2 separate regions of the Homo sapiens genome follow, and region 2 is linked to region 1. Evidence: chromatin loops called from intact Hi-C (ENCODE). Cell type or tissue: PC-9. All regions are shown on one strand.

Region 1 (5,000 bases):
CTCCACCTTCTCCTCCAATATCCAACAATAACAACAACAAAAAAAACAGGACTGAGATCCCTTAAGCGTTTATTTGACTTAATTGCCATGAAGTTTGCTGTGAAAAAGACATAAATGTATATTTTTCTTGCAGTACTCACATAATCTGACTCATATCTGAGGAATTTGGACGTAAAACATTTTATAACAACACTGGAACTGAAGTCATTTTCATTCTCCTTGTCTGATCATACTTTCCTGAATTATTTGGGTAATTTCATGGGTAGTAAGCATCCTCTCTTTAAGGGGTAACATTTTTGAGAGTCTGCCTATCAGAGCTAAACTTGAGGGGAAAAAGAGCTGAGTTGTAGATTAGAGGAATAAATGGTCTTCCCTTTTCTCAATCTGTATGGACAAAGAAAGGAGATAGATTTTGTTGTAAGCCACAATACATTTCTTGCACTCCCGGCCTCAAGTGATCTTCCCCCACCTTGCCCTCCCAAAGAGCTGGGATTACAGGTGTGAGCCACTGTACCTGGCCATAGTACATTTCTGATCCATTAAAATGCAGACACAGACTGGAGTTAGGAGTTTTAGCTGCCCCATTTCTTTGGCTTTTGTTATTTTAGCACATGCGACATAACTTCAATGGCTGGCACCTGCATCTCTGTGCCTGGGGGCTTCTCCTGGTTCCTAGGGATTTGCTGTTTCTACAATAGGTGGGAGATACTGAGGCTCTTCACCTCCAGTTCAGCTCCAAACCAAGAACTGTTAGGAGTTGGTAGATAAATGCCTCCTCTCCCTCACCCCTTGGATGAGACAACTCTGAGTTGTCCAGTTGACACGGGTCCCAGCAGAATGAATCTCCAGTTGCCCACGGTGGCAGCACGCCTGGTTATGCACACTTCTTCAGCTTCCTTTACTTCCCTGCTTAGTTTAGTCCTTATTCTCCAGGAGGATCTTCCAAGTAAACTCCTGGCCTTTGAATCCCTGCCTTGGGCCCTCTTCAGAAGATCCTCAGACCAAGACAGGAGTGTAGATGCCAGGACTGCAACTGCACTTTTGCCACAAACAGCAAACCTGGGTGAGTCAGTCAGTTCATAGATTCCAGTTTCTTCATATGTCAAATAATTCAACTTGAGCAGCGCTGTCTCACGACAGCAATGCGACGTCTTGACACTGAAGCTAAGCTGAAGATGGTGATTGCTCTGTCATCCTCTCGTGTGCTGTTGAATTAGTATCTGACAAGCATTTCAGAGGAAAACAGCAGGAAATTTTCTTGAGATCATGGGTTCAGTAAGGTAAAATTCCATATGACTTTTCAATGGAAAGAAATTAATTTTATGTTATCTCGTCCTACTTCCATTCACACTGGTTCTCCTGCGTCGGAACTCCTATTCACTCAGAGTTGGTGTCATTTCATTTCCCTCTCCGTGAGTCCTGGTGCAGTTAGGTGGCTCCTGCAGAGACACAGGCTTACTTTTCCGGCTTCCCGCTGCCTGCGGCAGTAGAGAGAATCTTGTAGGGGACACAGAAGTGACTGAAATGAACCTGAGTGGCTGCTTGTTATCTATAGGGTAGGCGACCTAATGTTACCTGGACCTTTATCTCCGGTAAAAAGCGAACTCAGTCGCAGGGTGGAGAGAACCTCGGGCTCCATGCTCTTTGGAAACGAGTGCCTGGGGGCAGCTCTGAGAGAGTCTGCTGAATTCTTACAATTCCTGGGCGTCTCTTCTGCAAATCCTATTTGAACACAGCCTTTTCTGAGCAGCACCTCTGCCGCCTCTCCCAAAACGGCATACAGAACATGTGCCTGCACTTGCATGCCGTCTGCACACACAGAGCACCAGACCCTCCAACAGCTCAGGGGCCTCGCATCCAATGCTCAACACATTCCACGCTCACTGGGACGTTCCAGGTCAATGTTCCCTGTTTTTCCTGACTCTCTGCAGCATCATAGCCAGGGCTCCTTGGCTGTTATTTCTTCCTGCAATGCAGCCTCCGAGCTCACTGCAGGAATCTTTGAGAAATCGCAGCTCTTTGCCCCAGCACCTGACTATCGGTTTGATATCAGAGCTACTCTGAAGCCAATCATGCTACAGCAGGTTATCCTGTGATGTGCCCTTTGTGTTCCATGCCAAGGTGTCCCTTGGCAAATAAGCCTGGTTATCCATGCACAGCCTTCTAGGGCCAGCTGACAGGGACACTGTACCTGGTTGACAGTGGCACAGAGACCTCGCAAGCTACGGAAAGTGACAGTGCTCAGCCCAGCCTCAGCTCTGTGAGGTCCTTTTGCAAATTGGGTTGATTTTCTTCTTACACACTTGCTGGGAATTCATATAACTGAACTACAATATTTACCAACTTTGCATGTGTGTTTCTTTGCAGATTTTGGTGAGCATGCCAGATACTCTCCTTAAAATACATGAAGGGGAGAGAAAAAGAATAAATATGATTGAAATTTGGGGTTGCATTGCAGAAGTTCAGGACATTTATCAAGTTCTGCTCGAAAATATCTTGAGTTAGGATTTAGTTATTGCAAATAGCAGATGTCTGCATTTCCCACTGTTTTAAGAAAGGAAGTGAAGTTTATTGTTTTCCACAGATGTCATCTAAAAAAAGAGGAACAGGGTAACTCACATAGCCCCTTCCTGCTGTCAATCCTGGGATGCATTTTCTGTCTCCCAAACAGCTAGATGGAGCCCTTTCCTCTTTAATTAACAGAAAACCATTTTATGAATTAATTAACAAGTTGGAGAAGTCAGCCAACAGTGCAAGATCTGTATTGGAATTACTCATCAAACACATCTTCTCAGGAACAAGGCAGATGATGAGAGAGGACGGAGTGGAAGGGATGTAGACCAGTGCAGTCTCATAGCTGATCTGTCAGGAAGAGCCTCTCAGTAGGTCAGTGTACAAGAAAAGGGATGCATGGTAAAAAGAAAAAAAAAAGTACTGAAGCGTGTGATATGACCAATTGCATTACACAGGACGATGCCTTGAACAAATACCTTGGAATGAGTCAGGCAGAGTGGGGATATTTGCTTGATAAACCCTGGGGCTAGTTATTGCACCAAGTGGACTTTTCTCTAAGTGGTTAAGTCAAACTTGCCTGGGTTTTTCCCCCCAGGGTATTTCAGCATTCAGGAGAAAGAGGCTGTTGGAAAATTTAAACTCCAGTAACAGGTTGCAAACACAAACTTTGCTGTTTGTTTTTAAAGGGAGGTGTACAGATATAAATCTTGTCTCCACTCACCCGTAAGATTCTTGGAGACTGACATATTCCTTTTCTCTGTAAATTTAACTTAATGCTGTGTCTCAGGCAATATATACATTTTTTTTTATAATGGGCAGAAGGTTTTGCATTAAGAGGAAGTTCGCATTGAAGTTTATAACCTGATGTTATGAAGTGAGATGACTTTTTCCAACATTTTGTTTTAAAATTTTTAAATCATGCAGACAGCAAGTCAAGGGGGTTTTATTCAACACCTGTATGGACACCATTTAAGTTTAATTCTACCATCAACACTAGACTATACTCGCTTTATCACCCTTCTTTCTATCTGTAGCTCCAACCGTTCATTCATCTTGCATTTCTTTACACTTTCCCTTAACACTTCAACATACATACCATTAACTAGAGTTCAGTTTTTGTTTACAGGTTTTAATGTAAATCAACACTCTGAAATCAGTTTTGACCCATGAATACATCTATGTTACCCAACCTTTACCAGAATAGATAAGAACATTAGCACTATGACCCAGACAGTTCTCTCCCACTTCTCCCAGCCAAGTCCACCCCTCTCACTCCCAGAGGAAATTACTGATCTGATTCTTTTGCTTGTGGAAGAATTTGGAGCACATTTATTTCTCTTCATAAGACAAGATTACCAAAAGCATGTTAAACATACCATTCATAAGTTATTACATTTATTGCCTATGCTTTAGGAAACAACAGAAAGGCAAACTTTGGCAAAAGATGGCAAGGTCTTCTGACCCATAGTAACCTGAAGGCAGCAGTCCCCAGACTTTTTGGCAACAGGAACCAATTTCATGGAAGACAGTTTTTCCACAAACTGAGGTGGGGGGATGGTTTCCAGATGTTTCAAGCACATTACTTTTATTGTGGACTTTATTTCTATGATTATTACGTTGTAGTATATAATGAAATAATTATAAACTCACCATAATGTAGTATCAGTGGGAGCCCTGAGCTTGTTTTCCTGCAACTAGACGGTCCCATCTGGGGGTGATGGGAGACGGTGGCACCCAACTGTGTTGGTTATGTCTGGTCTACTCTGTATTTTTGATTTGGTTGCTGTCGCTGCAGAAACCCTGCTTCAGAAAGATAGGATGTTGGAAATGGAAGCAGGCTTTTCAATGCTTTTGTGGCAATCTCAAGATGTTCCTCCTTGACCTTAATCCAGAATGTATGGAGATTTGAAGTTGCCACAGACATACTTTTAAGGCCACCATCATTTGCAATCTCAAGCAGTTGATCCTCTTCTAGCACAAACAAAGTTGATTCACCTGGCTTACTCACAAATGGGTTGTGGATCCATTCCTTCCCACTTCCGGGGTCTTTTGTGGTTGGCAAGTAATGCTCAAGCTCTTTTGAAAGCTGAGGTAGGTGATCATGCACCAGCTGGGGGAAAGAAGGCCCTGGCTCAGCCTCTTTCAAAATCTCTGCTAATGTTTGAAACATGTCAGAAATCCCAGTGTTCACTCATCACCCCCGTAATACCAGTTTGGCTTCAAATGCGGCCACTTTATCTGCCGACTCGAACACAGTTGTCATTCTCTCCTGAAGTGACAGATTGAGTTTGTTGAGCAGGTTGAATATGTCACACAAGTAAGCAAGTTTTGCAACCCATTCTGTGTCACTGAAATGTGCCACCAGTGGTGACTGTTTTTCTAAAAGAAATCTCTGGGGCTGTTCTCATAACTCAAAGACTCTGGCCAGTGAGCTACCTTTAGAAAGCCATCTCACTTCTGTGTATCAGAGAAGACGTGTGTGCTCT
Region 2 (5,000 bases), 140 kb after region 1:
ATATTATATAATATACAGCTATATATACATATATATGATATATAATATACAGTTATATCTACAGATACAGTTATATACCCAGAATATCTCCTTATTTATGTATTCTCTAATTTTTGTCTATAAAATTTTCAAGTTGGTTACATTTGTTAGATTAATTCCTTGTTGATATCTTTTTGATGCTAGTATATTTTATATCTTTTATATATCTTATCCTATTTGTTTATTGCTGCTTTATAGAAATGCAATAGTTTTTTGTATGTTAACTTTGTTACAAGTAGACTTGCTGAATTGGCACATCATTTTAGTAGTTTATCTGTAGTTTGATTTTCTACACGTTTAGTCGTGTTGTCTGTGCATAAATACAGTTTTATTTCTTGTCTAATCCTCACACATTTTCTTTTCTTAAAGTTCTGTCTAGAAACTCAAGTAGAACAATTCAGTAGAAGTGGTGATGCCAGGCTTCTTTTCTCATGACTGATCTCAAGGTAAATACTTAAGTAATTTATAATAAAAAATGATAATTTCGGTAGGTTTTACTATAGATCATCCTCATCAGATCAAGGAAGTTTTCTTTTATTCCTAGTTATCTTTTACATCATACATACATGTTGAATTTTATCAAGCAATTTATTTTTGTATATTAAAATTACCTGATTTTTTTTTAATGCAGTGAATTACAATTACTGATTTTGCAAGAGACAATAAATACAACCAACTACATATGCTAAACCAAACTTGCACTTCAGGAATAAATCCCAACTTAGTTTGATGGATTATACATTTCATACATTGACTGATTTGTTTTTTGAATATTTTGTTCAGGAATTTTACATCTATATAAAAGAGATGGCCTATAATGTTCCTTTTTTGTAATCTCTTCATCCAACTTTGGTATTATGACTTTTCTAATATCACAAAAAGTTGTAAGTACTTCCTATATTTCTGTTATTCAGGATACTTTGTGTAAGATTAGTGTCTTTTTTCTTTCTCAAATGTTTGGAAAATTTTACCAGTGAAGCATCATGGCTTTAATGTGTGTGTGTGTGTGTGTGTGTGTGTGTGTGTGTGTGTGTGTGTGTGTATGTGTATGCAAGGTAGTATATTTATTTGTAACACTTAGGGCTTCTCAAATTTTCTGTTTATTTTCATTTTCATTTTAGTAGGCTGTGTTCCCCAAGAAATTTATCCTTTTTCTACAAATGTTTAAACTTCTTGGTATAAGGGTTGTATATATTATCTCTTGCAATATTTTCCATGTCTGTAAGGTCCACAATGATGTTCTCTTTTCATTCCTAATTTTGGTAATATTTTTCTTCTCTTTATCTCTCTCTTACTCCTCAATCTTGTCAGGGACATGCCAATTTTATTAATACATTGAGAAAACTAACTTTTTTATTTACTATCTCTTTTGCATAGTTTTCATTTTAATAATTTTTCTATTATCTCTATTATTTCTTTTCTTAAGATTTAATGAGTTTGGGTTTCCAAGTTACAGAGGTTATTTAAGATTTTGCCTTGTTATGTGTGTGCAATATATAAATTTAAGGCTATAAACATCCTAAGAACAGTTTTCACTTCACCCCTGAAGTTTTATTATGTTGTATTTTCATTATCATTTAATAAAAAATATTTTATAATTCCCCTTGGGATGACTTCTTTGACTCATGAGTTTCCTACAAGGTCATTAGTTAATTCCCAGTATTTGGAATTTCCTGGTTAGATTTTTATTGATTTCTAGCTGTATTCCACCATGGCCACATCAGATAATCTTGGTGATTTCAATGTTTTGAAGCATATTTTGGCACAACATATTTTCCATTTTGGTAAACGCTTCTGTATGCTTGCAAAAACAATTCCATTCTCCAATTGTTGATTGCATGTGTATTTATTTTGGGTGCAATTAAAGAACATTTGTGTTTCTTAATTTACTACATCAGCTTCCTGAAGAAGAAGAAAAGAACTTTAGAATTCTGAAAGCCTATGTGGCCATGATCAAAGCAGCGACTTTGCTAGTTGGGCAGGGTCTCAGCCAAGCAAAGGGGCAGAGGTCTCTCCCATCACTTGGAGGTACATGGTTGGAGATATACTTGTTCTTCTTTGCAGTGGGGTATAGAAATATTTTAGGATTTGTAAACCTGCTTCTTTCCTGTGGTGCTAAGACCCCCACTGATCCTCCCCTCCTTCTCATTGTGCCTTGCTCTTCTTTGCCTGGGCCTTCATCCATCCTTCTCAGAGGAAGACTGCAAAGCTCAGTGCGACAGACCTTTAACTGGTCTCGTTGCCTCTAATCTCTTAGCTCTGCAAGTAAGATTATTCCTCAAATCATGGTCACATAACCCACATCCTTAAACTCCTTCGAATGGCTCCAGAAAATGGGCATGATAAATTCCAAACATATTATCATGGCATGGATGCCCCACGGCCAAGCCTTAGCCTAGGTCCTTAGCCTTAGCTTCTACCTCAACTCCTGATGCACTCTGTGGCCCAGCTAGACCTCGCCACCAGATGTTTAGCATAATGCATTCACTCTCAGGACTTTATTTTATTCCACCAGCAGGGAAGGCTTATGCCGCCTAATCAAAGCTTGTTCATTCTTTAGGTTTCAGCTCCATCTTAGACCCTTCTCTGAAATTTTCCCCGAGCCCCTTCCTGGTCCCACGTTTGTTCTTCCTCTGAGATCTTATCCCAGTTAGTTCCTGCCAGTCCAGTTTCTTTTGCGTATGCAGCATCTTCTATCTGTCTCTATCTGCCCCACAAGAATGCCAGCTCCTGGAATACAGAACCCTGCTAGAGCTCTTTCTGTATCCCTACCAGGATTTCACATTGAACTTTGCAGACTCACCTCATAAGTGAATGCAGAATTGAATCCCCTAGGATCTGTTACGGTTCATAATAACTTGTAAAGTACATGTACTTCTCAGAACCAGTTTTTCGAGTGGAATGAGTCATATGAGGGTCAGGATATATCAGTGTGATATTTTGTAAGTAAGTCTAAAGCAGGAAGCATTAAGAAAGAAGTAGCTCAGAGCAAGGGATAAACAAGATTAAGTAGAAAGGGAAGTATGGGTCACCTTCCAACTCAGAAGATTAGAATTTCCACTTTCCATGTATTAAAAATAAATCTATGATCTGAAATCAAAGGTTGTGGTCAAAGCTCTCCCCTTCCTTGGAAAGCCTCTTGAAGGTCAGCACTTCAGAGTTTGCCTCTGTAGCCCCGAATTCAAATAGATCAGCTGCAAGCTTGAGATGCTCAAGATGGGAGCTATGGAATTGCGTGATAGATATTATAACCAAGAGGCAGGTTAGACATTTCTCTCTATTACACTTCATGTCCCTAACCCTTTCTGGGAAGAAAGAGAAAATGCTTCTATTGTGCACTGAAATTTAGTGGACTTCTCATCCGCTCAGCTGCCAGGCTAGAGACCTTGCCTTGAGGTTCTACCCGGCACATCGCTTGTTATCTTTTTTCTCTGCCAACAATTGCTATTATTTCTTCCTCTGAAGTTGACCTCAAATTAGACATTTCCTCTCCATTCTGTCACCTCTAATCTCCTCCTGCCCGTATTGTTTCCTGGCTGGCATTCTTGCCATTCATGTATCTCCCCTCAAAGCCACCCTCAATATTTTTGCAGCTATCTTCCTCAAACAAGGTTTAACCAGGTCACTCTGTTCTGAAGATTGCATCATGGATTCATAGTGCCTCAGCAACCATGTTCCATTTTCTCTGCCTAATTTTCAATCCATTCCTAACTTGGGCCCACCAGTTGTATGCAATTCTATTTCCTTCTTCTTTCTACAATGCAAAATTTAGTTCAGAGGTAGCATAACATTGCGGTTAAAAAAGCATTTATTTGGCTTTATGACCTATAAGCTATGACCCCTGAATAACTTCTATGTGCCTCAGTTTCCTGATAGGTTAAAGTAGGTGTAATCATATTCACCTTACATAGTTGTGGTAAATAGTAAATGATTCAATATACATAAAATGCTTAGAATGGTACTACTCCTAGTCAAAGCTGTAGGTACAGAGAAACAGATAATTATTAAGATGAAGTATATCTGCTTTCCTTTTTCAGCCCTGAACTTGCTCATACCTCTCCTTTTTATTTATTTATTTATTTTTACACAGAGTCTCACTCTGTCCCCAGGCTGGAGTGCAGTGGCGTGATCTTGGCTCACTGGAACCTCCACCTCCCAGGTTCAAGCAATTCTGCCTCAGCCTCCCAAGTAGCTGGGACTACAGGCGCATGCCACCACACCCAGCTAATTTTTGTATTTTTAGTAGAGATGGTGTTTCACCATATTGGCCAGGCTGGTCTCGAACTCCTGACCTCATGATCCATCCTCCTCAGCTTCCCAAAGTGCTGGGATTACAGGTGTGAGCCACCATGCCTGGCCCATACCTCCCCTTTTTATAGCAGTATCTAAACTCTGTAGCCTTTCAAGACTGTAACACATCCCACATCACTGACAAAAATTTAGCTCTTCTCTTCTCTGGACTCTTCCATCTTGTCCTTAACATCTGTTCTTCATAGACAGCCCCTCCAGCAAAATTTTTGGAGTAGGTTATGTTGAAATCCTCAGCTAAAATGTAATCTTCATTCATTCATTTGTTAACTTATTTTCTCAACAAACATCTCTTGAGAACATGTGCATGGTTTATGACCTTTCACTCAATAAATGTATCCTTGGTTGACCTGTAATCTGTACCTTTATAATATGAAAATAAACTTTTAACAAATGTATTGTTTCCTTTAATTTCTGCAACATTCATTGAGCTCCTATCTTTGCATTAGAAATGCAAAGATAAAACAAGAGTCCATGCCCTCAAAGAGCTCAGAGTCTAGCAGGAGATTCAAACTTACAAACTCATCATTTTAGTATCACAATATCAGAGCTTACATTCTATTATATTCTGGAAATGTTTGCATTGTTCCCATTCTGATAAAATTTCCTTCATATATATATATATAATATAAATGTATATATGTATATGTATG

The links. A loop is a pair of places that touch in the nucleus more often than their neighbours do. Peaks named below come from ENCODE experiments on the same cell type or tissue, not always from the same donor. Only the 100,000 strongest peaks of a DNase experiment are listed, where the experiment ranks them.
Region 2: a loop joins it to region 1, with 4 times the contacts of the local background. A loop is called at or near these places in 3 of 110 quality-filtered maps.

Annotation. Positions count from the first base shown.
Region 1 is chr13:109,996,989-110,001,988 of GRCh38, reverse strand. It overlaps a transcript of LINC03082 not described here. Among named protein-coding and RNA genes, the nearest start is that of LINC00396, 54 kb to the left of the region's middle. RefSeq lists an enhancer at 3,795-3,964. In PC-9, a CTCF peak has its summit at 2,687; DNase peaks (open chromatin) are centred at 168, 3,028 and 4,628; H3K4me3 peaks cover 391 bases; H3K27ac peaks cover 1,460 bases.
Region 2 is chr13:109,860,816-109,865,815 of GRCh38, reverse strand. No RefSeq gene overlaps it. Among named protein-coding and RNA genes, the nearest start is that of IRS2, 77 kb to the right of the region's middle. In PC-9, no CTCF peak of the experiment used is centred here; a DNase peak (open chromatin) is centred at 2,945; H3K4me3 peaks cover 417 bases; H3K27ac peaks cover 3,095 bases.